7 separate regions of the Mus musculus genome follow, and all the other regions are linked to region 7. The links are chromatin loops, found by intact Hi-C in ENCODE. Cell type or tissue: left cerebral cortex. All regions are shown on one strand. Region 1 has its middle 160 kb from the start of Rfx3. Region 2 overlaps Gm35922 (a long non-coding RNA gene). Region 3 has its middle 21 kb from the start of C030016D13Rik. Region 4 overlaps Rfx3 (regulatory factor X, 3 (influences HLA class II expression)). Region 5 overlaps Glis3 (GLIS family zinc finger 3). Region 6 overlaps Glis3 (GLIS family zinc finger 3). Region 7 holds the start of Rfx3 (regulatory factor X, 3 (influences HLA class II expression)).

The links. Hi-C counts contacts between places; a loop is a spot of excess contacts. Peaks named below come from ENCODE experiments on the same cell type or tissue, not always from the same donor. Only the 100,000 strongest peaks of a DNase experiment are listed, where the experiment ranks them.
Region 1: a loop joins it to region 7, with 2.7 times the contacts of the local background. A loop is called at or near these places in 2 of 42 quality-filtered maps.
Region 2: it touches region 7 in a loop (5-fold over the local background); 4 of 42 quality-filtered maps call a loop at or near these places.
Region 3: a loop joins it to region 7, with 6 times the contacts of the local background. A loop is called at or near these places in 10 of 42 quality-filtered maps.
Region 4: a loop joins it to region 7, with 2.3 times the contacts of the local background. A loop is called at or near these places in 4 of 42 quality-filtered maps.
Region 5: a loop joins it to region 7, with 8 times the contacts of the local background. A loop is called at or near these places in 2 of 42 quality-filtered maps.
Region 6: it touches region 7 in a loop (3-fold over the local background); 2 of 42 quality-filtered maps call a loop at or near these places.

What each region holds. Positions count from the first base shown.
Region 1 is chr19:28,164,199-28,168,198 of GRCm38, forward strand. No RefSeq gene overlaps it. Among named protein-coding and RNA genes, the nearest start is that of Rfx3, 160 kb to the left of the region's middle. In left cerebral cortex, a CTCF peak has its summit at 2,015; a DNase peak (open chromatin) is centred at 1,922; H3K4me3 peaks cover 910 bases; H3K27ac peaks cover 546 bases.
Region 2 is chr19:28,766,006-28,770,005 of GRCm38, forward strand. The region is part of intron 1 of Gm35922 (a long non-coding RNA gene); the gene reads left to right. Among named protein-coding and RNA genes, the nearest start is that of Gm35922, 8.0 kb to the left of the region's middle. In left cerebral cortex, a CTCF peak has its summit at 2,433 (motif pointing left); a DNase peak (open chromatin) is centred at 2,353.
Region 3 is chr19:27,448,836-27,452,835 of GRCm38, forward strand. No RefSeq gene overlaps it. Among named protein-coding and RNA genes, the nearest start is that of C030016D13Rik, 21 kb to the left of the region's middle. In left cerebral cortex, a CTCF peak has its summit at 1,793 (motif pointing right); a DNase peak (open chromatin) is centred at 1,822.
Region 4 is chr19:27,917,011-27,921,010 of GRCm38, forward strand. All of the region lies in intron 1 of Rfx3 (regulatory factor X, 3 (influences HLA class II expression)), which reads right to left. Among named protein-coding and RNA genes, the nearest start is that of Rfx3, 92 kb to the right of the region's middle. In left cerebral cortex, a CTCF peak has its summit at 2,208; no DNase peak of the experiment used is centred here; H3K27ac peaks cover 26 bases.
Region 5 is chr19:28,500,695-28,504,694 of GRCm38, forward strand. All of the region lies in intron 4 of Glis3 (GLIS family zinc finger 3), which reads right to left. Among named protein-coding and RNA genes, the nearest start is that of Gm35866, 140 kb to the left of the region's middle. In left cerebral cortex, no CTCF peak of the experiment used is centred here; DNase peaks (open chromatin) are centred at 2,099 and 2,431; H3K27ac peaks cover 244 bases.
Region 6 is chr19:28,626,494-28,630,493 of GRCm38, forward strand. All of the region lies in intron 2 of Glis3 (GLIS family zinc finger 3), which reads right to left. Among named protein-coding and RNA genes, the nearest start is that of D930032P07Rik, 50 kb to the right of the region's middle. In left cerebral cortex, a CTCF peak has its summit at 2,223 (motif pointing left); a DNase peak (open chromatin) is centred at 2,197; H3K4me3 peaks cover 213 bases.
Region 7 is chr19:28,007,537-28,011,536 of GRCm38, forward strand. Rfx3 (regulatory factor X, 3 (influences HLA class II expression)) reads right to left here and starts at 3,630. Exons shown (of 17, transcript NM_011265.3): 1 at 3,436-3,630. In left cerebral cortex, no CTCF peak of the experiment used is centred here; DNase peaks (open chromatin) are centred at 2,468, 3,090, 3,324 and 3,712; H3K4me3 peaks cover 3,895 bases; H3K27ac peaks cover 1,666 bases.

The DNA.
Region 1 (4,000 bases), 160 kb after region 7:
ATAAGGATGCAGGCAGGCCCAGCTCATCTTTGAAAGAAGATCCTTTGAGTCTAAGATGGTGGAGAGTGTCTTATAACTCTTAGTGGCTTCATAGCATTGTGACTTTGAGTTTGAAAGCAATTTGGAGACAACTTCCAATCCTTTGTGCAAAGCTACTCTTCTGCCCCAGTGAGCAGCTAGCATTATAAAGGGAGAGATGTTTTAATGTTAAATTTTCTCAGTCGAGATACATACTTTACATACATGTGAGAGATGAGAGGACTTCAAGCACGACATAAAGGTTTTAAAATGCAACGCTTCTAGAAATACTTGAAAATGGTATGGCAGAGAGCCTTAGGAATTTGTCCTTCAGCTACACAGAAAACAATAGAAATGTTTGGGCAACAGTAATATCATGACAAGCTTTTGAAAGACGGTGCTCTATATAGACACTTGCCACTAAAACACGATGAAGTGGTAAACACAGATAGAGTCTATAAATTAAAATCAAAACCGATTGGCTAATTGCAAAAACAAAGGTTAATGATCACGCAGATTAGTTTCAAAGTGGGTCACTTCTCAAATTCTTCTCACTGTTTCATTATTTCCCTTCCTCATCTCCTTGCTGCCTCCCCAACCATTTACTCTAGGGACAATGGCCTCAACCAAGATGCACCTGTTCAACATGCTTGAGGGAGGCAGAGACAGGGATGACCGCAGTCTGGACCAGAACGCGACAGGTGCATGCTCGGCTATTCTGTATTGGAACCATTGCCCGCCTAGTTCTAGGCTTTGGGTGCTATGGGGACTGAAGAAGGCAACTTCAACGACTCAGTCTTTGAACTCATGAACCCCTGTCAGGTTGGCTAAAATCTCAGGCTGCAGCTTCCTGGATCTCACCTGGGTGAAAGCAACTTTTCCCAGCTCTGCTGAAAATCAGACAAGAAAATGAGAGCCCCCTTCTGTGTCAGCCCGTGCTTATTCTAGTCTCGGGAGCGTTGTGGGGTTTTTGTTTGTTTGTTTGTTTGTTTTGATTTTTAAAAGTTAAGCTAGTTTTATTCGCGAGCAAAGCATTCTTTCGTTTGTGGTAATTAAAATGGAGGAAAGAAAGACAGAACAAAAAAGGTCCATCAGCGCAACAATGAGAATAGAGAGAGAGTTTTAAAAGCTCATCTAAATTCATCTAAGTGGAGGCACTACACCGAGAATGCTATCCCGAAAAAAAAAAATTCTAATCCTAGATTCAAAACCATAAACACCGGTAATTATGGTGGACAGCAACAGCTAAGATAGTGTATAAACGGGGAGTTCTACACTCCATTTTAAGCCACCAGGTAAATGTCATTCTGGGTGACAAATAAGCATTTGGGCGTCATCCCTTGTCTAATTGGATGCCTGGAGCATACAGTGAAAATGCACGCATTCTCCTTCCACCCTCCTTCGGGTAACAAACTTCATCTCCTGCAAGCTGACAAAATGCAGACTGTTTTTTGGCTCACAAGTAACCCCACGCTGGTCACATATAGCTGTTTAGAAAAAAAAAAAAAACAAGACGTAACTGCAGAAAAAAGAAAGAGCTCTTTCAGCTGGCACTTGGGAGGAACAGACAAGAGGCCACATCCAAATCCTAACTTTAATTTGGGTTACTGAACAAGGATGACTGACTGTTCACGACTCCCTCCGAACAACAACAGACACACATGTAATGTGAAAGCGACTGAGAAATCTGGCTGTAGGGAGGCCACTGAGTTCTCTCGCATCCTATAAATAACACCGCGCATGCTGAGAAGTCACTACCGAGCACATAGGAAAGAGTGCGCGCGCACACACACACGTTTCATCTCCACTGACAGAGAGCACCGAAGTGAGGTTTGTTTAGAGGGATACAGATGCCTGAAGTCTGTAAGTAATGCAGTCTGCAGTACAAATGAAGCAGGCACTCAGGGAAAATACCCTCTGGTTTCTGGAGAGCAGAAGCAGGCAGGGGCTACTGAGCTGAAACCCGTGGCTCCGGCTGCATCGCCGCAATGCAGTGCTAAGTTTATTCACCAGGGGTCATCAAAGGTCTGGGTTTTTCTTTGTCTACTTGTTGACACATGTACACTGTGTACTTAAGAACTCCGGAATGGCTCAGCATTGCTCACAGGGACATACATATTACTGCTCACCCCCGCTCCTGCCAGCACTCCAGCCCCCCTCACCCCTATTACAGAGCATTCAATTATTGTTCTCTCTAGATCTTTACCAACACATTACAGGTAGCACATCCACTAGACACATGAATGGAAATACCTCTTATAACTAAACCAACTTGTTCGTCACAGAGACAACATGCCATCAAATTCGATTTTCAATTATTTATTATTTATTTATTTTTAATTTAAAAAAATCAGTTAGCATGTTTCAAAGTTAGGAAGCAAAAGGCTGGTTTCGCTATTGTTTTCCAGACTGCAAGTGAGTTGTGACTCCATCTCTTAAGATTTCAATCACTCCCTCGGGGCCTGGGATCTGAGGTCTGAGCAGGCCCATGGGAGAACAGGCCAACATTATTTGCCCAGGTTGGCCCCATTAAATAGTAAAGAATGGAGAACATGTTTTCAATGATGATCTTTGGAACTGACCTGAAGGGCAAGGTCTCATAGGTCTTGGTGATGCCGGTTGTGTCTGGAGGGAACATTGCCCTTCGAGCAGTATAAAGTGCTTAACCTCGGCTTTCCTTAAAGTACCTCCTGAATGTGTCGAGAATGGGCCTATTGTGGGCAGTTTGATTCTTTCTTATCCACTCCTCTGAACAGACTAAATTACAACTCCGGAAAGCTCAAAGGTGAAATGTCCTTCAACCACGAGGAAGAGATTCTTCTAGATGCTTCCCAGGGCTGCACAGCTCCTAAGGACCCAGACCCTCCTCCTTCCCTGAAGGACGAAGGGCAACCGCAGTATGGAAATGGGGGTGTTTATCTGTATTCCTTTACACTACACTTAAGATGCAATATTGGAACACTCAAATTACCTGGTTTTAGCATGTAACAGTTGACAGTGACTTCCAAAATATAACTCAGTCCCTTCATGCCATGCTTTCTGAACACAAGGTAAGTTCTTTAAGTCGGTTGCAGGCAAAAATGGCCTGTACACTTAATCCTCTTCTCAAATGAGATGGAAAAAAACCTTACAATCTGAGGCTATGTTGTATTAAAGCGAGACACAGAATGGAAAGAAAGTTGAGTAGAACTAACCATGCAATTGATGCATTTAGCTTGCAGTCCTCTGCAGAAAGCCAGGCACCGAGATGCCCATTCCCGCTTGACAGTTTTGTCATCGATGCTGTAAAACGACAGAACACATGAGTGTGTGGGTGTGTCCACAGGAGAAGGTTTGCTCAAGTTTGTTATTTGGGGAAGGATTGTGAAACCAATAGAAGATGGGGGTGGCTAGATGCAGTGAGGTCCAGAAGCTTTGGAAATCTCCACTCAGCCCTAGGGCAGAACAAACATCCAAGCAAATGAAGCAACGGCCACAGTGGCAACAGCACTTAACTCTTAAGCTGTTACCTGGCCCCTTAACCTCAGGCTGTAATGTGGATTTTACAATCCTGGAAAAAAGTGAGCGGGGAGACGCAAGACAAGATTGGTTGCTTTTTATTTTCTCCTGGTATGAAAGATTTCTCAAAAGATGAACGAGGCAGGACTTACCCACTGACCTTCTTCTGTTTAATGGAAATCACATAGCCCAACGCCAACTCATGTGACAGCACCTCCTGCGTAAGCCTCCTCCAGCTAAATAGCACGGACAGTTATTTCAAAGTGACATTTACACTGTCAATGGGGATCAGAATGGCTGAAGGGTAAGATAGTGATCAAGAGAGGATTAAATCCCAGAACCAAAAGGAGGCAGATATCTGTAAAAGAGATAAGAACGCCTGGAGCTGTCCAGAGCTCTTTCTATATAAGCAGCTGGAGACAGTGCAAGTTGCAGGTGGCTTTACCAGCTGGTGTGTGTGTGTGTGTGTGTGTGTGTGTGTGTT
Region 2 (4,000 bases), 760 kb after region 7:
AAGGTCCTATATTTCTGCTTCCCACTGCACCTAAAAAAAATCAAGTAGCTAAGCAGAGGATGGGGTCAGGACGAGTCTCATCCTGCCTATGACTAAGCACCCCAGTGTACTAGCCGAGGTTAGTACTGTGGGAATTTCACTAAGCACCTGTTAGGAGGTGTGTCTTGGTTGGCAAGATTAGGACTGGGCTTTGGTTAGAAAAGAGAAGACAGTCCACCACAGGCTTTAGCATGTGAGTGGTGCCCTGAAGGGATGAGCAGGCACGTGCTGTTAAGCAGCTGCCCCCTAGCTAATGGAGAATAGCCAAGGACTATGAGCAAAGAGACTCGTGCATATAAAAAGCCAGAAAAAAAAAATCACATAGTGTTTGCACTTAAATTCTAACTGCTATGCATTAAAGAAAAAAAAAAACTTTGCCTCAAATTTAGAACTTTCCAGATTCAACTAATTTAGGGGACTGTCTGGTGACCAAAAGGGGAAAGACTTGCTGCCAGCCGTATTTCTTAGGGTTTCAGATCTGCTGAAGTAGACGACTTTCCTGGATACATCTAAAAATAGCTGGGAAGTGCGATATAGTTCTGCAAGTCCGTCTAGCCTCGACAGACTGCTGTTCTCACCCATCCCCTCATGCTCTCCCCTCCTCCCATCAGAGCAGTAGCATCGTCACTGTCCCTCGGAGCCTCTAACAGACAGTGAAGCCTCTGGGATAGTCACCTAGGTGTCTCACGCAGTGACCAGGTACTGGTAGGTCTCCCATCAATATTGGCAGAAGGCACAAAAAATGTACCAGAAAGATTAAAACAGTCTGATTATCCAATATCTGATTATCCAACATCTCAGAATGTTCTGTCACCCCAGGAAGACGGCTTCCATGTTTCCTAAGTTCCAAGCATTTGATAGCATGCTTACTTATGTGAAACTGGACTTTCCTGGTAGCGCTATGGGGCCTGGGGATGAAAATGGTGTTCTCAGATCTCATCTGTCAATGATGCCTTGCATATGAAGGCACTGTTGGGAAGATGGTGCTACCTTTAAATGGCGGCCACTAACAGGAGAACTATGTCATCTGGGATGTGCCCTCTAAGAGACTGTGGTACCCTGGCATCTTTGTGTCCTGGCTCTGCTGTGAACATATGCAGACCTGCCTGGCTGCAGACCCAAATCAAAGTGGCAACTGATCCTGGGCTGGAACCACTGTAAATGTGAGCCAAAATAAGTCTTTGTCTTTATGAGGTGATTGTCTCAGCAATCCTAAGCTTGTCTGAGATAACCTAGGGCTAGAGAATTCCTAGTACAGTGTGAGGATGTCAGTACACCATGACTGAATGGCTGACCCTATCTCGTGTACCCTTTACAGATACTTCCCACATCATCAAGCAAGGGGGACAAGAAGTGATGCTTTAATAGGGGAGTCTCTGCACACGAGCATGTCTACCATTGGATCTTGCTACTAAAATGCAGAGGAGACCAAAACCACCTTCCAACTGGATGTCAGCATCGTCAGGCATCTCTGCTCCAAGGGAAATTACCAACGGAGTTAGAACAATTCCTCTTTCTCTCTGTGTCCCAGTCCCCACTCTCCATACCCCTCTGAAGCAAAAAAGATGGGAAAGAGCTGAAGGTCAGCTTTATATTCTATATCCCTTGCTGTCCTGATCTTCCACTTTATGGTACATTTTAAAAGAACCAATATTGGGGTAACACACACACACACACACACACACACACACACATGCACACTATTGAGTAACACTGTTTTGTGATATTTTTTAACCTAAAAATACGTCTTGTGCATTGTCTAACTTGCTAAAAACATTATTCTATATTCTACTAGTTAGTGTCTGCAGCAGTCCTCTGGTATGGTCATTTCACCCTATGCCCTACCATTGGCGTTAAAAATGCTTCCAAATTTCCACTATTATGAATGATGCTATGTCCACTTTCTGCTTGATCGATCTTAAGTCCAAATCTTGTCTCCTGGCATAACATACTGCCCTTAGTCATTCTCCATGTTACAAAAATGAACTTCAGATCATTTCAGAGAGCTGACTCACCCACCCCCACCCCAATATGCCCTAGAGTCAGCCCCTTCTGAAAGGGAAGGTCTGCCAACAGGCTTGAAGGTAAAGGGGTTTCAGGTAAGCCCCACTAACTCTCAGCATTCAAATGACAAGTTTCTCCTTCAGCAGAAGCGGAGGCGATCCTCAAGCTTTTGTAAACAGAACAGAGTCCTGATGTTGTGGGGGTGAGAGGAAAAAATAGATCAAGTTACAGGACATGCAAATTTCCTTTATGCTTCGATGGGGGTGAGAAGAGTGCTTATATACTGTAGAATTTATAAAGACAAGGTTCCTCTGTGGGATGTGTAACAGGAGATGTTAGAGGGTCTCTGCTGGCTGATGCTCTCTCTAAGCTGTGCAATGGTACCATCTTGTGGCTAACACAAAAGATAACCAGCCGAAATCCCGCTTTCTATCCTGTGAGGCCATTAAGAATGTGCACACGCCAGTTTCCCACCTTTGAAAACCGTGTGCATAGGAAGTGAATGCTTAGAGCATGTTCTGTCCTCAACTAGTAACCACCAGGCAGGTCTGAGAAAGTTCCAGAATCTTCTAGAACACTAATATTTGACAGGAAAAAAACAAAAAACAAAAAACAAACAAACACGGGTAAGTATTTAGCTCCTGTGTTGGACACGATTTCAACCACAAGAAAGTCTGTTAGAAGTGCTGACTACAGTGACGTTAGCTTCTTGGTTTGATTTGTACAGAGGAGAGAGCATATGAAGCCAGGGTCATTGTCTGTGAGAAATGGGATGAAATTTAAGTATGGGGCTTAGGATAAGGCCTTATTATTGTTGTTCTGAAATCTGGAAATTTTGGATTCGTAACTGGTTTTCTTAAAAAATAATAACAATAATAATAGCCAGAACAAAAGAAAAGAGGAAAAGAAAAACCTTTGTGTGGGGGCTAGATTGATGGTTCACTGGGAGAGAGCACTTGTGATGTTGTGCAAGTACCAAGACCTGAGTTCCCATCCCTGGAGCCCACAGGCTGGGAGGGGTAGTGACAGAGGAACACTGAGACTTGCTGGCTGCTAGCCCATCTCCAAGTTCAGTGATATGCTCTGCCCCAGGGAGAGTAAAGAGGAGAGCGACAGAATAGAACATTCTATGCTCTCTGGTCATAGAGTGAGCATGTGGGTATGTTCATCTCCATGTGGCATGTGCAGGCACAAACATACACTCACAGATACACACAGATACACATACTCACACACACACACACACAAAGTGATGTGCGCTCTTCTTTAGTGTTCTCAGATATGATGCTAGTGAAGCAAATATTGTCCCTGAAGATAAGGTAAGAGGTTCAGAACGGTAGCTCCGTGTGTTCAAGGTTCTGGCTGGGTTCCATTCCTGGCACCAGAAAGTCAAAAAGTGGGGGTTAGGGGGATGGTGGTTGACAGGGAAAAGTGGAATGGCTCACAGAGAAAAAAAAATAACTATTTCTTCAGGTGTCAAACATTTCAGGCTTAGAGGAACCAAGGAGAACTGCCTGAGGCTGATGTCCTGAAAGCTCTCTTTCTGGGTAGAGTCTTTGGAAAGCCATAGTGGTCAGAACCGAGCTTAGAGCAGGACCCGTGTTTCTCTTTCTAAATGCAAGAGCAAGGGATGAAATCACAAAGGGACACTCGGACACATTTCTCTGTATCTGTGTCTAAATGTCATATGATAGAGCCATGGTTCTCAACCTGTGGGTCGCACCCCCTTTGAGGGTTGAATGACCCTTTTATAAGAGTCACCGAAGTGCATCAGAAAACAGAAATATTTGCATTATGATTTGTAACATTATCAAAATTACAGTTGTAAAGTAGTAAGGATGTAATTTCGTGGTTGGGGGTGGGAGGGCCACCACAACATGAGGAACTGTATTTAAAGGGTCACAGCATTAGGAAGGGTGAGAACCACTGCTCTAGAGGTTTAAACACTAAGCCAGAG
Region 3 (4,000 bases), 560 kb before region 7:
TGGCCATCTTCCTGACAGTCCCATCTCCCCTCTCCTACTTCTTGCGATGTCTCCAAGGCACTAGGACATCCATCTTATCTTAGAGTCTCTCCTATCTTCTTTGTTAGCTGTGTGGTTAATATTGATTGACGAGATCTAGAATCACCTTGAAGGGCAACCTCTGGCATGTGTGCTGGATTTTTTTTTCTTTTTCTTCTTTTTTTAAAAATATTTTTATTAGGTATTTTCCTCATTTACATTTCCAATGCTATCCCAAAAGTCCCCCATACCCTCCCTCCCACTCCCCTACCCTCCCCCCACTCCCCCACCCACCCACTCCCACTTTTTGGCCCTGGTGTTACCCTGTACTGGGGCATATAAACTTTGCATGACCAATGGGCCTCTCTTTCCAGTGATGGCTGACTAGGCCATCTTTTGATACATATGCAGCTAGAGTTAAGAGCTCCGGGGTACTGGTTAGTTCATAATGTTGTTCCACATATAGGGTTGCAGTTCCCTTTAGCTCCTTGGGTACTTTCTCTAGCTCCTCCATTGGGGGCCCTGTGATCCATCCACTAGCTGACTGTGAGCATCCACTTCTGTGTTTGCTAGGCCCCAGCATAGTTTCACAAGAGACAGCTATATCAGGGTCCTTTCAGCAAAATCTTGCTAGTGTATGCAATGGTGTCAACGTTTGGAGGCTGATAATGGGATGGATCCCTGGATATGGCAGTCTCTAGATGGTTCATCCTTTTGTCTCAGCTCCAAACTTTGTCTCTGTAACTCCTTCCATGGGTGTTTTGTTCCCAATTCTGGGATTTTTTTTTTCTAAAACAGGTTAATATTGGAAGACCTACTCTATATGTGGATGGCATCATTTGGTGGGGTGGAGTCCTCGACATAGGTAATGAAACAGAAAATGAGTCAAATACTCATCTTCCCGTGCCTCCGGACTGTGGATCACATGCAACCAGCTCCCTCAAACCCCTGCCACCATGGCTTTCCTGCGTGATGGGCTACACCCTCAAATCCTGAGCAGCTTTTTATTCATTTCTTCTTCCCTCCTTCCCATCTTCCTTCCTTAAGTTATTTGAGAAAACAATACACTAGCCAAGCTGCTTCCTGGGTCTTCTTTGCTTTCCCCTTCATTGCTTCACCCAAAGTCAAAGTTAATGTCACCCAAATCCCAGGAAGGATGCTCTAGTTGCCAAAAGCCAGTTCATTCCAGTAGTTAGAGAAACAGAAAAGTCCTTTGAATCCCTACATCATTCTACTTAAAACATCTCCTTAACGTCCAGGCGCTCCCAACTCGCCATCTCCTACCCCGCTTTATCTTATTCAGGGCTCTTAATCTCATCCTAAATTTGAGTACTTACCTTACTATTGTCTGTGTCGCCCCAGTATCACTGGGGACAGTCATTGCCTGTCATAGGCTCCGGTATGTAGTAAATGTTCAGTTAATACTGGATAAAGGAATTAACAGATTGGACTGGAATAGGGGTGCTGGCAACTCTTGAATTTCACGTTTACAATCGTTTTAACTATTGCCTTTCATTGATACTGTGAACATAAAAGCACCATGGGTCAGTTACATGGGGTTTGATATAACAATTCACTTTCCTTAGCACAAATACAAGTCCTTTAAAAGCCATTTTATTTTACTAAAGTGTCTAGTTTATTATTATGCACAGGGTACATATGCTAATCATTTTATTTTCATGCCCTGAGGTCTGCACGGTTAAGGTACGGCTTCACTGGGACACATGTGTGGGAGAATCACACAACAATCGCTGGCAACACTCCTGAAAAGTGTTAGCCTGGACACCAATGCCAGCAGGGGGCACTAGCAAGCAACCACAGGGACAAGCCCAGCAGAGTAACTGCATTTTCTATCATCTGCAGCTTACTGGATTGGTCTCACATAGCAACACCATCCATCATTGATTGGAAAGCTATCCTAGGACCTCACAGAAGGCATGCTCCCGCAAGCATGGAGAGATGCAGCCCTAACACAAGCTAGGCAAGTGTGAGCATCTTAAAAATAACAGGCCCAGGTCATTCGTGTCTTACCTGCTTTTAAGATACCTACCTATCCTTCCTACAACCAGCCAGTCTTCAGACTCACACTGGCATTTGGATTTGTTTGCATTAAATGGGTTAAGGAGAACTGGGGTACCAGTGTGGGCATCTTTAGAGTACCCTGAACAGAGAGGTTTAGCATCTATAATGTAAAAGGTGACAGCCCCTCAGGGCCAGGTAGACAAGGAGCAAAGCTGTACTCTGGTTCAAACACAGTAGTTTTAAAGTAGATACAAACTGCATCACTGGAAGAAGTATAGAAAATATGATAAGGATGAGGGATGCATATAGGAAGTATATTGTGTATACATAAGAGTATATTGTGAAATTGATCTAAGTCTGGATATGGATTTAAACAGATACATAAGAGGCATGGCTGTAAATCTAAAATTATTTGGTTTAATGAGCTATTACTTATCCTGATATTAATTTACTTCTTGTAAGGCTGACATAGCATATATAAAAAGGAAAAGCGAAAGCAAAGGGTTACTGTGTGCTTGTAAAAGTTCCTTCATTTTTGAGAAACTTAATGACTCCAGAGACCAATACACTGCTTACTAAGGATCCTACAGTGTCTATTTCAGTTACTCTGGAGGATATTGACTTGTTCCCATTGGAACCCTATCATTTTCTGCCCCCATCCCCCAGATTTTTGAGCTATAAGTATGAATCTCCCAACACAATAGTTTTTTTTTTTTAAACATATATTTAGTTTTTTAAGCAATGGGCCCCGCAACATTAAGACGTTTTCTATCTGTCCTGTTCTGTTCAACATCTGGGTATGAGAATAGATTAAAACAGATTGTTACATGTAGCTTCTATTTTGTGGCTAACCAAAGCCATAACATAGTACAATATCAACTTTACCCTGACGGACACCTTTCCCAGGGTGGGGTTGTTTTGAACAACGTTGTCCTGAGCATCTTCATGCATCTTCACACAGAATATGGAAGAGTTGAGAGAAGCTGAGTATTTTCTGTGAAATCCAGCACTCTTTGCATGCATAGTCGCTGATCTGCCACTGCTGCCCACAAGCATCCGAGAATGACAAATCTTTCAGTCTACTAACAGAAACAGGAACCAACCTGTTCAAAAGTACTGTGCAAAATTGCTTGGAGAATAAAGAGGTCATTTTTCAAGTTGCCTCGGGTATGTCATGGATTTTTGGTCTTTTATGTTTATAATGTCTAGGGGTTTTTTAACCTTTTAATTTTTATTTGGAAAATATTATACATAATATTATATATATATGTATACATATACACACACACACACTATATATACATATATAGTGTGTGTGTGTGTGTGTGTGTGTCTGAGATGAGAGGACTGTCTCACACTGTAGCTTAGGGACTAGAACACACTGTGTGATGGACTAGACTTGGGCTAGTAGCAAAAATCTTCCTGCCTCATCTTTCTGAGTGCTGAGTTTATACTCATAAGTCACCACACCTGGGCTTATACATCTACATTTTACTGTAGTTTAAAAGACTGTGTGAAGCGACCTGGGAAACTAGTGTCCACAGCAAGAAGGGCAATGTTCTCTGAGCCTCCAGTGTCTCCATGTGTCTACAGCTCCCATTGCTCCAGTTTACACTTAGTGTTTCCTCTTTTCTTTTCTTTTCTTTTCTTTTCTTTTCTTTTCTTTTCTTTTCTTTTCTTTTCTTTTCTTTTCTTTTCTTTTCTTTTCTTTTCTTTTCTTTCTTCCTTCCTTCCTTCCTTCCTTCCTTCCTTTCTTTCTTTCTTTCTTTCTTTCTGTTTTGTTTTTCGAGACAGGGTTTCTCTGTGTAGCCCTGGCTGTCCTGCAACTCCCTTTGTAGACCAGGCTGTCCTCAAACTCAGAAACCTGCCTGCCTCTGCCTCCCAAGTGCTGGGATTAAAGGCGTGCGCCACTATGCTCAGCTCTCCCCCTTTCTTTTCTTCTACACATAAATGTGCATCA
Region 4 (4,000 bases), 91 kb before region 7:
CTAGATTATCAGGAAGAGGGGTGAGGCAGCAAAAATCAACACATAATTGCAACCAAAATAAACAGGGAACAAATTTTGAATCTTCACTTGAAGGGAGTAAGTATAATTTCAGGGTGAGAAGGAAACCTTTTAAATGAAGTGCTTAGTGTAACAGCTTTTACAGGGTGCGCTTTTCACTGTCAAATTGCATGAAACGCTTGTGAGGATAATCGGTTTGGGGGTGTGTTGGGTTTGTTTGTGGGGTTTTGTGGCAATTTACAGGCTTTCCACAGCATGCACTAACTATCCTTATTTTGCAGTTCCTTCTATGTATTTATTGTGCTAACACTTTCATTTTAAAAGATTTAAAATCTCTATTGTGTGAGGGTAAATTTGAAACAACCCATACTGCTTAAATTCTTTAATGGTTCAATATGTTCTGTTAGACTTTATTAGCTTAAGAACTGTTAGACATAATATACACAGAAGTAAAGGATTTTAAAGCAACATCGAAACAAATACCTTACAAAAATTCTGAAGTATATGTAGTATTTATTATGATATTATCAAGTATTCCATTACAACTCAACAGTACTGTAATATTTACATATCTAAAATCACATGTAAGATATTACGGTTATGCCACACTTAACATGTGGCCATTTTTTTTACATTTACAAAAAATGTTTCTTAAACAAACTGAGTAAGTTAATTATAAAAAATGCTTTCTCTTTCATTATAAAATTTATTTCACACTGAATAGATTCTCTTACACTTAAAAGAACAGTATTTTCTTAGTTTTGAGACTAACTAGACACCCCTTCTTTTTTCTTTGCCCTTCTATTCTCTGCTGACCATGTTAAATAAAAAGGTTCCATACAACTAAGCAGTAGTGACAAGATAGCACTTCTAAATTGCTCTGGTATATCAACTATCAGTAATGCCATTTATTTTAGTTTTCAAGCTTTTTTTGAGGGGGGGGCATCCTGCCAACTACTTTTTGCATAAACTTTAGGGGCATAGTCATAACCTGAACGCTACAGACATTAAAATCCAGGAAAAGCCAAAACTATTGGCAACATGTGTAGTGCTCCCATTTGGGAAGAGAAGGAAGGGGAACCAGGAGCACGAGCTCATGCTCAGCTACCTAATGAACCCCAGCCTGGCTACATGGGAGTCGGTCTCAACAATACAAATCCATCACCTATTGGAAGGAGCACAGGGTCCCCAGTGAAGGAGCTAGAGAAAGGACCCAAGGAGCTGAAGGGGTCTGCAACCCTATAGGAGGAACAACAATATGAACTAACCAGTACCCCTAGAGCTCCTTGGGACTAAACCACCAATCAAAGAAAACACATGGTGGGACTCATGGCTCTTACTGCATATGTAGCAGAGGATGGCCTAGTCGGTTATCAATGGGAGGAGAGGCCCTTGGTCTTACGAAGATTCTTTGCTCCAGTACAGGGGAATGCCAGGGCCAGGAAGCAGGAGTGGGTGGGTTGGGGAACAGGGGGGGAGGGTATAGGGGACTTTCAGAGAGGAAACTAGGAAAGGTGAAAGCATTTGAAATGTAAATGAGGAAAATATCTAATTTTAAAAATTCTCTAAAAATATACAAATTCAAATTATTAATTTTAAAACAGGAAAACTATAATGTTATAGATTCTTGTATGCCACATGAACAAAAATGTTTCTTATCTGAAAATAATGCTATCGTCATGAAATCAAATCGCTGTTACATATTCTTGGCTTGCGCAGTAAGTAAGCTCTAGGGCAGACTGCATTACAGTCACTCCACAGAAGGTCAACAGTGATCTTTTATCACGGACAGGACTGTATTTGAATCCTAGGCTCAGAGAGCAGGGCAAAACAGGCTGTTTGGGCAATGGCCCTGAGTCTTAGTTCACCCTGGGGTTTATCTGCATCTCTACAGTGGAGGGTCTAATGGATCACTTGCGAGGAACGTTAGGAGTTGCAGATTTAGCTCAGAACATGACTCCAAGGCAATTCTATTTTTGTTTTCAAGTCCACAACCAGTAACTAACAGTCTAAAGGTAAGAAAGCCAATGTGTGTAACAAATCAGTAAGAAAAAATATTTATTTATTTGACTGTTTTTCTTCTTGAGAGTGCTCTAGAGTATTTTTAGAAAATAAACAGTTTTAGTAAAAAGTTAATAAAAACTGGAATGGATGAGAATGGCATTTCTGAAGCTGCTGTTCCAAATCCAGCCAGCTGGGGAAGCCTCGGGGCTGGAGATAGGACAGTAATTGCAGAAAAGACTCTACCAGATCAAACCCAGAGGCAGTGCCTGCTGTAAGTGCAGCAACCTCAGCGTGAAAGCACATCTGTATAGAGAAGAGACTTTAGGGTCACCTGAGTACTCAGAAAAAAATGCAACTTTTAGTTTTTTATCATTGGTGTTAACATTTTAGCAATAAATTTTCTTCCAAATTGAGCATTAATAATTAATACAGTGGCAAAAAACCAGTTTATTACTTAATGGAAGTAAAATAGAGAGCAATGTAAATAAAGAATAGTACAATTTAGAAATAAGACTCTAATGCATTTTTTGTAATGAACCTATAAATTCCACATTAAATGCATAAAACTTTTTTTAACAGTAAGAAAGCAAAACTAAAAACCATAAGAGCAAAGGGGGAAAAAGGAGAGAAATATCCTTACTTAGAAAACACACACATACTTCTGTAAAATGTGTATATTTACTGGAACATCAATTTTTTCAGTTATAACCCTTTCTCTTTTAATCGAAACTGTCTAAATGTCAAATTACTTTCCAAGAAAACTTGTTAAAGCAAAATATTGCACATATCTAGTAAATCTCTTTAATAACACAAATTCATCAAAAGAGTCACATTGTAAAATTTTATTAATACTAAGAATTAAATTTTCCAATATTATATAATAAATTTATTTTATAAATATTTCTATTTTGAACCAAGTATAGTATATCTATAGTACACTGTACTATTCAGTTCATACTAAGGCATGGTAGCTAGCAACATCTATGAACCTTCTAAGTTTGTGTGCAAACTAAAATGGCCAAGTGAACTGTGGAATCTGGTAATTCATTCATATGTGAAAGAAAGGTGCTGTTTGGACCAGTAACAAGAGCATGAAATAGAGACATGCATAACTGTCTCTGCACATCTGAAAGCTAGCTTCTAAGGGAAAAAATAAGCTTCTACTGGGTAGAAGTTATAAATGCACAGAACATTCTAAATATACAAGAGACAGAAATCATTCTAATCAGAGCATGTACTAAATAATGAGTCACATGTCTTGAACTTTTACTGTCTCTCAGAGGGGAACAAGCTTCCTAGCAAAGCACTATACTGTCATGCTAAATTTGTCTTACCATGCTAGAGAATATGTTAAGAAAATGGGATCAATGTCCTTTAAAAGTCCCCTACATTATATTGTATGTGCCTGTGAAATACACAATGTAAAATATATAGTCTCGAATTAATTTCATAGCTGTATTTTCCTGTATATCAGTATTTTATAAATACATGCTAATTAAGACATATTGCTGTTAAAACAAACATAACCAAAATAAAATTCTTGGGTAGTATTAACTACCTAATGTTGGGGTTTAGTCTGGTGCTGTTATGTATTCAAATGCTAAATTTTGTATCCTAAGAAATGGTTGTCCCGCAGATGAGAGAAATCTCATGTCTACCACTTTCCGTTGTGTATACCTTGCTCCCCTATTTAAAGCTATTGGTTAAAGAAAAGTGGCTACGGTCAATTACTGGGGAAAAGAGAGGTAGGCAGGGTTTTTGTTACAGAGCTGGGGGTTAGAGGTAAGGAACACAACAGAAAAAGAGAAGGAAGGAGGAGAGAGAAGGGGAAAGAAAACAGAGAGAACGGGAGGTTTCCATTAGATGTGATGGGCCAGGAGCACATGCCAAGTGAAATGGCCCCTGAGGACAGGCAATAAAGCAGAAATAACCCAGGCAGGACTTGGGGAACACAGCTACAATTAACAGTCTACCATAG
Region 5 (4,000 bases), 490 kb after region 7:
AGGGTATCATGCAGGCAGCAGTTTCAACGTGGTACGGCTTATCCGTGCCGATTTACTAACATCTCACTGTATACAGCCATGTGTGCTAGGAAGAAAACTTCTAGGTTCCTACCAAGATTCGGGCATAAAAACAAAATCGGTTACATCCCCAGTTCCACAGCCAGGAGAACAAAGGCAAAGGCATGAGGTGCAAACCTGCGCTTCTTCCCCTTAGAAATAAACGTTTAAAGAAATCAAAATCCTAAACGCTACATCTTTTTTTTTTTTTTTTGAGGTGGGGTGGGCAAGACATACGCCAGTTTGCTCAAGTCTTGAGGGAGAAGGAAAACAACCTATCTTATGAGATTATTAAGCTAACACTTCAGCAAGCCGCGGGCATGCTACTCATTTATTATACAAAACTGAGATCTCTGACAGTCCATAATTATGTGCTGCGAACTCTAATGAATAACTCGGCATCAGAAGGACTCACGAACTTTGATCAGTGTCCCGAGAGGCAGTGGGTCAAGATGAACCTTGAAATCTGATTAGCATCACCCATCCCTGTCCTGCATTCCAAAAAGACTATTTTTTGCCGCTCCTGACTCTTCACTTGGCTATTTCAAAGCATAATTCTGTCAGACATCTGAGAGCAATTAAAACAATATTAGTATTCACTTTCGAAACAGACTGAGGATGGAATATGCATGATTTCCTTCTTGTTTCACAACACCTCATTTGGCTCCTAAGCCCATGGTCATATTTTTAAAAAAAGTCCCATTTTAGAACCAGTACTGTATCCGATGAGTTATGGGCTGTAATTTGTAACTCATCCTCTGCAAAATGCCTATGTTTTCCTATAAAACACCAAGGTCTCAAGTAATGCTGTGTATAAGCTGAGTTATCTATATACCTTTTCCTCTGTTGCCCATTATTTTAAGACATAGGATTCAGAGTAAACTCTGATTTAATTGAAAATGGATCATTCAGAAAGGAATAGAACCATGATAGAACCATGCGCTTTTGATTCAAGGCATGCATGTGTGTGTGCATGCATGTTTTCTGTGTGTAAAACACATGTTCGTAGTTCTAAATGTCATTAAGCAGCAATGGCAAAAACGTGCCATTGCTGCAGTCCTTGCTGCACTCAAGGCAGACATTACTAAGCGATACTCTACTATTAACCAAGGCTAATATCTACAATCCTGTCATATGCCTTCAGCTGCTACAGGAAACATGGGTTTAAAATCATTTCAGAAACCCTATGTCCAGCCCTGAGTTTGACTTAGTATTAATGAATGTTTGAAATAGGTAAAGATATTAGGGTTCATGTTGTTCAACTGAAGTAAGGAAACTGAGAAATGACAGCATCCACACGATTTTTAAAGGCCACACAGACAAACGCCAGGATTTCTTTCTTTGAAATCTACATTCATTTTTCTTGGTATGATTTGTGTCACTGAAGATACATGCAAGGTTTAAGGGAAAAGGAGCTCAGAGAATTAGCTGGTGTGTTTTACAAGCCAACTCACCCCCAAACAAATGCTAAAAGGGGGGAAAAGAGCCATAAAACTCACTCCCTGTGAACTTGTGCAAGGTCAGTGTGAAGGTCACAGGATCTTGCCACACGCACCATTTTGTTTTATCAACACTGTCTGATTTCACTTGCTGATTCATGCAGTAACCACAGCGCGCGCGCGCACACACACACACACACACAGACACACACACACACACACACACACACACACACACACACACACACACAGACAGAGAGAGACAGAGACAGAGAGAAACCCTTTCTAGGGGATGACGGTGCCCATATCTGACCACTCTAGATTTGTTTCTGCTGCAGGAGATCTCCCGGCTCCCCCGAGGCTCACAGAGGATCATTCTGAGCCAGACATCCAGGGTTCGGGGTCCAGTTACTATGTACACGTACAAAATACAATGGTCCCTCCAGTAGGTTGAGCTTAATAAAACGTGAGTGCTTTTAGTCATTAGCATTAAGATAGACAGAGAGACAGAGTGGGGACATATTCCAGTAGTAAAGCATTTGCCTTATATATGGAAAGTCCCCATCATCACAAGAACAAACACCCACAGAACAATCCAAAGTTGTTTAAGAAGAAAGAAAAATCAACTACAAAGTCTTCCAAACCCAGCAGCTCATCACATACACACACTAGAGAGAGAGAGAGACCTTTCTAGACTCCCCTGAAATTTCAAGCTCTCCTAGATATTTTTTCTCTAACTTGAAGAACCCTTAATAGAAATTGGGAGGGGGGTGGAAAGGTAGGGCCAACTGCTAGTGCTCTGATACAGAAGCCTCCAGCAGGTTCTCGGTGGCAGAGGAAAAGAGCCACAGGAAAGGACTTCACCCAAGCAGACGAGGAGGAGCAGCTGGGGAGGAGGTGGAAGTGGGTGACAGAGATAGGGAGCCAGAAACAGAGCTGTGAGGAAGAAGGGGAAAAAAAGGCTGAGCATCGAAGGGTGGTGGTTAAAATAACTCATGGTAACAGAGTGCTCTTTGTTAGCATACACTGCTCTTTGTTATCACACATTACGGAACGTTATAAACAACAGAAGCCGTACGGCGAAGCTGTACAGCAAGCTCTGAGCGCCGGTGACCTAACAAGCTCTCTGGCTCCTTCCTCCTGCACAGCCACGCTGTTTACAGAACACCACGGTAGGACTGTGGCTGCTAACTGGTACATCCCTGTCCACTCAGAGCAACGGTCCGTGATGCTTGGCACCATGTCCTCTACAGAAGCCTTCTCCATTCCTCCTACCCATGTTAACATCAGAGGAGGCAGGCAGGCCTGGGCCCATCTGTGATGGGGAGCATCACATTCTATAAGCAAAGAGATGCAAACCTTTATGGAACCTAGTTCTGAGGAAGTCCAAGGAAAATGATATGGGGTGGATTTATATTCAACAGAAATGAGAGGACAGCTTGCTAGGGAAGGCAGGGGACAGACCATGTTCCGTGGCAGAATGTCCCTGGAGGTGGCTCCACCGAGCTTTCCCATCTCCCTACCTTGACTCCTCCTTTCAGGCTTCAGACTATCAGCATCCTCTTGCCTCCTGGGGCCTATTCAGCATCACACTAATCAGCAACCCAGGGGTGAATTCACCAAACAGGTAACTTGAAGAGAGGTCTCACCAACTCTCTTTCTTTTCACTATCTGCCTCAGAGCCAAGAGTGAGAGTCGGTGTTCCCCGACTTTCCTTGGGACTCCACTCTGCCATTAACTTCCTGCCAAAGTCTTTTCTCCATAGAAATCAAGGCTACTTCTCAAGCCTAACGTCAACAAACTAACACCACGGTAGCTACCCAGCTACAGAAGTGCTCAGCCACGGAGGAGGAGGCACTCCCGTGTTCAGTTCTGGCCACACTCACAAGTTCACTTGACTCCTGTCATTCCGGTACTCTGGAATCACTTCGGCATTCTGATGGCTTTGAAACTGACCAGTTTAACTGCTGACTTCTCTGTCATGTTCTCGTATCACTTCCTAGGCTTCAGTTTGGGAATACTCTGTTCCTCTGGACTGCCGGCTCTTTCAGCAGTAGAGCGTTTGTCTAAACTCAGCTGTCCCTGCTCAGCAGGTCCACAATACCTGAGGTGGAGGGTGTCTTCATCTTCAGAGCCTGCCCATTGCCTTCGTATGCTCACTCAGGCTTGCCTGCTTCTACTGCACGCAGCCCTTTCTGTACCCTGGCCAGCTGCTAAAATAGCAGCTGTCCTAGACGATGGCAGCTTCTCTGTCCCAGCCTTCACGTGGCGTTAAGAACTTTCCTTCCCTGAGACAACTGCACTATGTGCCCCTACTATGTCTGTATTACATCATCTACTTCCCTCCACCCTTTTTTATGGCATCTAACCTTTATAGGATCATAAGATTACTGTCTCTAAATGTGTGCCTGCATCTCTAGACATTTATCCATCACTGAATAGATCCTATTCAAGCATACATTTTCTTTTTTGTCAAGTTTACTTATTTGTTGTATGTATATGAG
Region 6 (4,000 bases), 620 kb after region 7:
TCTATTAGTTAATTAGGTAATTAGGTAATCCTTACTAGGGTGGGTTTCCTTCCTCAGTTCCAGAAATGCACGGCTGAATCAACCAGGTCATGTTATGCTACAAAAGTTTTGAAAAGTTAAATCTAAAATGATAACCTTGAACGAAAAATTAGAAGAACTACTCAGGGTATCAAGACTGTTGCTGTGATAAAATACCCAACGCAAGACCATTTACAGGAGGAAAGGCTTATTCAGGCTTTGTGCCAGATAAGCCCATCACTGGGAGAAGCATAGACGCAAGCAGGCATGACAGACAGAACAGTAAGCTAAATGATCTCATTCTCCATCACAAGCAGAAGGAATTGGATCTACAGTGAGGTCGTAAAACTCTTAAAGCCTGACCACAGAGAGGGTCTTCCTTCAGCAAGGTCACACCTCCCAAACCTCTCCACACAGAAAAACTTAAGCCTGTGAGGGGTATTTCTCATTCACACCGCAAGCGCCACAACTCCAGGATTCCATGGCCTGTAATAAGTGCCGCTGCACCACTACCGTAACACAATGTATAATGTGAGACAAGGCCAGATGTGTTGCCCAATGCTGGTAAGCCTCGACCTTGGGATGCTAAAGCAGGAGAGGTCTCATGAGTGCAAGGCTGGCTTTGGCTACACAGTGAGCTCAAAGCTAAAGTGATGCATAAGCCCAATGACCTGAGTTCAGATCCAAAGACCCCATGGGAAAGCTGGCTGCAGTAGTATGAATATATGACATCTCGGTGTCATGACAGAGATGTCACTGGAGGTCTGCAGACCATCTATGCTCGGCTAAGAAGCAGTAACCACCAGAGAAACTCTCTCAAACAAAGTCGAAGATGAGGACCAACACTCAAGGTTGTCCTCTGATCACTACTCGGGCGTGCCCTTGAGCACGCATACACACTCAGATGCTCACAATTCAGTACACAGCTGTGGTGTTTGGTTCTGTTCCTGAGATTCTGACCACCGACTAAATAATTAGCTTGATACTTGAAGGAGTCACTAAATCTAAGAGCCAGGTACTTGGCACACAAAGAAAGAATCAGAGGTTTTAGCACAATGCTACACAGCAGAGATACCTGGGACTCTTGTAGGATCAAAGGCCCCGTGAAGACAGAAATCCACAGGAAAAATCACAAGACCAACTCAAGGCGTGACACCGGGTGAAAGCCAAGGAGGTGTGTACGAATTGCCTTCGGGAGGGAACAAGCAAGAGAAGCTGTGCTGATCCAGTTCAAATCAAAAGCAGTAGAGCTCTGCTCACTGTTTCCAACATCTGCATGATCCTGGGGATGGATACAGAGTCACGTCACATCAGATGTTTGCACATGAATCTATCTGCCACCTCACCATCCCTAAGGCTCTGTGTGTGTGTGTGTGTGTGTGTGTTTGACCCAGGAGAGCTTGTTGACAACATGTTATAGATTTTTTGGTTTTTGTTTTTTGTTTCTTAATTCTGAAGCTGAAGAATTATTCTCCCCATACTGATAAAGAACAAAACGGAGAACAGCCAGGACAATCGCCTACTTATGCAGTAATCAAAGCCTTGTATTGCGAGGCACAGAAATGAAGGCGAATTCTGAAAGGCAAATTAGAAATTGGTGGAGGGAATTTCCAGGTGGCAACGAGAAGAAAGGGAAAGGATTGCTCTCTGCGGCTAATGATTCTATCTGAAGAGCTGTGTTTTAAATGTTCATGGAGGTCTAGGCCCACGCAACAGGGAGCACAAGGGAGAACGGGTTAGCACAGAGACCAAGTTGAAAACCAGTGAATGCCAGTTAGACAGGCTAAGTCCTAAGAATACACAGCGCCCCATGCAACGGTCAATCCATGGACGCGTCACAAGATGAAATTTCCCACAAAATCATCTCTAAGAGATATGCCTGAAAAGATACACTTCATGTACATGCTAGCTGTACTGACCGTCACTGAATATGTGTGTGCTAACTAAATGTCTTAGCTCACTAAGTGACTGCTACAAACACAGGCTGGGGTGAGAAGAGCGAAGCAGCTTCGAGCCACAGGTATCTTCCTACAAAGCGTTTCTTAATCTGCTCTGGATGTATGCATACAGGTGCCAGCCCCCAGGCTTACGGCTAAGCACATCTTCGCTCTTAATAATCTGTGAATACAAAGATAGGAAATGAAAAATGATCGTGCTTTCTATCTCGACACAGCCCCAATACAGAAATTACTGGTGCCACCTATTGTTGAAAACACAGAACTGAAGGGCTAACTACCATCCTGAAACTGCAGTTACCTTCCTCAACAGGAAGGCTCAAACTCTGCCTGCTGGGAGAACCAACCAACAGCCAACTGTGCTCAGATAGAAAACAAGCATAGCATGTCACGAAGCCTGTCCACTTTTGCATAATGATTTGTTCATAACTATAACCTAGCAATAATTAACTTCTTTACTGAAGTGGAAAAAAAAAAAAAACACGAGGCAGCTTTGCATGGACTGGTGGCGAATGAGTTATGAAATCAATTGTTGGGTGCAAAATGGTGTTGTGGGTGGTGTGTGCTAATGCACTGCTGTCTATGAACAAAGGGAAGATACTCATGTCTCTATAGAAGTTCTCAGAGAAAGCATGCAAGAAGCCAAGAAAGGAGGATTATGGGTTCAAGACTAGCCTGGGCTACTCGGTAAGCATTCTAACCTCAGAAAGAGAGCAAAAGGCAGAGGGAGGAAGGGAGGGAGGGAGGGAGGGAGGACGAAGCTTGGGAGAGAGCTCGATCCATGGTAAAGCACACACACCAGAGGGCCTGGCTTCTATCTACAGAACCCAGATAAAAATGCCCAGAGAGTAACCTATGTTCGTAGTTCCAGTGCTGGAGAGACAGAGACAGGAGGACCCCCTGGGACTTGATGCTGGACCAATTTGGCCAGCTGGTGACCTACAGACCAATGAGGGACTCTGTTTCAAAGGAGGTAGTCACTGGAGGTTGCTCTCAGTTCGAACTTACTTAAACACACATGGTTGAGTGCATACATGTGAACGAACACACACGCAAGAAATTACTCAAAAAAAAAAACAAAAAACAAAAAACAAAACCCATCAACTATAGTATAGTCATCACCAGTGACAAAGGCTCAACCATTGGAGAAAACTACAAGACTCAATTCACTCAACTCCCTTTCTCTCCATACAGAAATGTTACAACACATCCATATTTCTGGACTAAAGTGGGAGTGGGTGGGAGGGTATGGGGGACTTTTGGAATAGCATTGGAAATGTAAATGAGGAAAATACCTAATAAAAGTATAAATAAATAAATAATAAAATTAATTTAAAATTAGTACTATCTTTACTATAACAGCTGATTTGAAGGTACTATATCTGAAAGAAAGGAAAGGAAAGGAAAGGAAAGGAAAGGAAAGGAAAGGAAAGGAAAGGAAAGGAAAGGAAAGGAAAGGAAAGGAAAGGAAAAAGAAAAGAAAGTAAGTCAACAGCTCTAATGCTGCCTAATTATCAAGACCAAAAGACAAAGGGTTGGGCAAGGAACACAGCTTGTCTGGAAGGGCAGGCAGGAAGGTGGTGTGGGTCATCACCTGACTGGAAAGGAGGCCTGGAAGCTTCCAGAGCGCATGCTACCCCTAGCCTAATGTGTACTCAAGGTACATTTCGAAGTGCCCTGAAGCATATATATTCTCTTCAGATTTATTAAGATATGAAAAAAGATAAAAACATTTCCATATTAACATTTGCTTTTCTAAAAGCTTTCATAGAAAGTTTTTATTACAATATTATTTCTGATTTTAAAAGAATAAGGAAGAAGGAAAGGCTCTAACAACTGATGAAGCTTTTCAGCTATTTCAATAACAACATACATGAGAGCTGAGAAGGAGTTTATACTTGAGTACACATCATATCAAATGTCACGTCTCTTGAATATTGGTTCATGAGAATAATTTCTGTAAACTTACTTATTTCTTAATATCATTCTCCTTAACTTAAGATAATACTGACATTTACACTGAAGGT
Region 7 (4,000 bases):
GGAGACTGACACCTGTTTCAAGCAGCCACCTGTCTCTAACAAGCTAAATTTAGTCAAATCCACTTAATCTTGGTTTTCCAAAATAAGGGAACACTATGCATCTGTGAACAGAAAAGAATTTAAATTCTATTTTGTGATGACAACTGGGAATATATACCAGAAGAATTAAAGAGTTAAGGCAAATGATTCAGTAGGGCTAACTATTTTTAATGTAACTGCAAATGAATAGAGGACACTTAACCAAACGCTCAACATAAAAACAGGTTAGCAAACTTCATAATTTAAAAGTTGATGTATTTCTTATTCTTGTTTCTTATAATATAGTCTCACTAAAAGGATCACTAAGTCATACTACTAGACTATTTAGGTAAAAAATTAACTCTTCCCACATATCTGATATCATTATCCATCCTTCTAAGCTTAATGTGCAACCTGAATTTTTTTGCTTTTCAATTGCTAAAAAAAAAGTGCCTCAATTAACTTGTAAGTTTTTAAAAAAGATTTCTCACTATTTCACTTATAAGCTATAAACCTGTGAGTATCTCCACAGGATACAAGATTATTTGAATATTGGATAAATAATGCAATATTTTAGACATTAGGCATAAGACTCTCACACCATGGGAGCACTGTGAAATAATGGAGAGCTACTAGGAATGCATTAATTTCTTATACACATATAAATTTACTATACCTATTCTCTATACAGTTTAATAGAATTGTGTAATAGACAATCATATATGTGAATTTTGTACACTGGATATAATTTAAAAAGACAGAGATAGGCATCATGGCATACTCTGAGCTACAAATATTCAGCTACTCAAAACATTATTTCACATGTTTAATTTCAAAGCATGATTATGTTCACAGATTTCTGTTAGTCTAAAACACTGAAAACAAAGAATGTCAATGCATAGTACAGTCCCTCCTAGGAAAAATAGCACAGAAAAAAAAAGTCGAACTAAATGGTACTTAAATTTGTATTTAATTTTAAAGATAAATTGTTATAACTCTAAGTTAATCAATCCACTAAACTATTTTATTTTAAAGCATCTCTAATATCAACTCTTAAAACACAAAGATTTGCTTTAAATGGACAGGCTACTTAACATAATGCAATGCCACATTTGCTCTCAAATTAACTTGTGAATGGAAAAAACTAAATTAAACACATGCTTGATGAGTGAAATGACTCTTAAACACTCTTGGACACGACAAATAAAATATTAATCTAAGACATTTTAATATATACAATCTACTCAGCTGAAACATATGTGAATGCCATTAAGATCTAAAACTGTCCCAAGACAGCAAAACTCCTTTTAACTTCAGACCCAGGAGCTTTACCATCGAAAAGTGTTCAGGCGTTTGACACTCATCTGAACAAAAAAGAGGAAAAGAAGAAAAAGAAAAGAAAGATGAAAAGAAAAAAGAAAATGAGAAGAAAAGAAAAAATAAAAGTTAGTATTTGAAAATTGCAAAGACAGGTTGGGAATGGATGAATAAATATAAAGAATGCTGAGAGATCCAAACAGACTTCTTTCAGAATCAAATCTCAGCTTCATTTAAAATAACAATCACACGAAAATGAATTGAAAAGTAAGGTTTTTCCCAATCCCCCAACTCTTACTTGTTTTACAAAATATTAGCCTTAATGGCATTATAATTACCCAACCTCTCCATTGACAATCTCAAGAATAATTAATACTGTCACATTATTCACAGGCTGCTCTGTCAGTTAAATCAATAAATGTTTGCTGTTGGAAAGATTATTTAAATAAGCACTTTAAAATATGAATTGGAAATTTCAATGTGCCACTATAATAGTACAATCTATTTGTTTTAGCTCACAATCATCATCAATTTTTTTCTGATAACCTATTAATTGTTATGCTGAAAATGAGCAAATTAAGGATCTGCAAAGCCAGGTTCTAATCAAGACGATACTACTTCATAACTGGTAAGTATTCAGATCTACAAGGGCAACTATTTCCTCTAAAGAAACACTTTAAAAGGAAGTTTTTTTTTTCTTCTGAACAGGTTTAAATCATTGTCCAAAGAAAACCAAAAAGTCAACAAAAAAGAATATGTTAAGTACACACATGCCTAGATCTTAACAGCCACAAAGAAAGTGAAATATACACACGTTTCAAGTTGAGAAGCTTCATACATTCTTTATGAACAACTTGACTTCAATTTCAACTCTCCAAGGGAAAGGAATAGAGATGAAGATGGGAGAAGGAAAAAAAAAAAAAAAAAAACTCTCAAAGTACCATAACTGTCACAAATAGCGTTGTGAACTGAGTTCTCACAAAGCTTCCTTATATCCTTTTCCTGTTCATCACAGACAAAGTCTAAACCACAATGAAAATTGTTAACACTCTCCTGTGGGGAGGGAGGTGCATCAAAGTGAAACAGAACCTCAGGACTACCCCTCCCATCTCCACATGAAGGATAAAGCGCTGTCAGTAGCCACTAACCAAAGTAGCACAGATGCCCTGCATCCGGTTTAAATCACAAGCACACACACACACACACACACACACACACACAAACCCGAAAAGGGGAGGGGGGAGAGAGAGAGAGGAGAGGGAGAGGAGACAGAGGAGAGACAAGAGAGGAAAGAGGAGAGAAGAGAAACAGAGAAACAGACTTAAAAAAAAAATCTCTCAAGAGCAGCAGAGGCCCCCTAGTTTCAATGTGTGTGCAAATGGGGGGAAGGGGGGAGAAGACTGCTGAATGGATATTAAGACTGTTTGCAGCACAAAGAAAAATACAGTTTTAAAAGAAAAAAAAAAAAAAAGAATCCCGTGAGGCCAGTGATGGTCAAATAAGTGCAGTCCGTTCAGCAGCAGGCACAGAGGGGCCGAAACGAAGGGAGCGGGCTTCGGGAAAAGTTCACCGAGGTACCAGGATAAAAATAACAAAACCCCCAACAAGGCCCCGCAAGTGAACAACAACCACCACAGCGCAGCACCTTTTGGGGACCCCCCCTGCTCACTGCTGTCTATTTCGATTTGGAAAGCAGCAGCCACCAGGCAGCTTTGCAAAGCAGCGAATTAAAGAAAGAGAGAGGGAGAAAGCGAGCCCCTTCTCTCCACCTGCCCCTCCTCCTGGGCGCCCGCGGACCTGGGGGGGACGCTCCAACACCCGCGACGGACAGCGGCGGCTTCCTAGCCCGCTCGCCCCGCAGCCCCGGCTCCCGCTCCATCCCCGAGCGCCGAGGCCGGGCGGGCAGGCGCGCGGCGCCCACACCCCCGAGCCCGCCGCGCGCGGGTCCATTGTAAACAAGCCCCCGGGACCGAGCCCCTCAAGCGGCCGCAGCCGGTGTCAGGAGGGAGACCCCGCACAGCCACGCTCGCTCGCACACACGAACACACGCACGGACACACACGCTCCCACACACATGTAGAGAGACCGAAGAATATTCACCTTGGCTGTGGATTATTGTGGTGTTGTTGGTGGGTGATGGAGATGGTGGTGGTGGGGAGGAGGAGGAGGAGGAAGAGGAGGAGGAGGAGGAGAGGAGTAGTTGTTGTTGATGGGTAACAGTCGCCAGGACTACGGTGACTATGGCGCTTGATTCACAAGGCAACGGTTGCTATAACTCACAAAAGAGAGAGAGAGGGAGAGAGAGAGGGAGCGAGGGAGAGGGAGACACTCGCGCGGGGAGGGGCGGGGGGGAGGGAGGAGGGGAGAGGGCGGGCCCGAGAGCGCCGGAAGAAGCGGCTTCGGCGCCGTGACTGACAGCTCGGAGCCCGGGCGGGGGGCTGCGGTCGGGATTCCGACGTCGGTTTTTCCCCCGAGGTGCGCTTTAAGACTTGGCGGGCCCGGGGTCAGGGCGAGTCTGCCTGGAGGAACGGGACGGAGGACGCCGGGGAAAGCTGAGGGTCTGGAGGCGAGGGCTACTTTCCGTCAAAGGAGCCCCGCCTGCCTCTGCCGCCAGCTCTGTGCCCAGCCGCCCCGCAGCCGCGAGAGGAAAAGCGCGAAGCCAGGG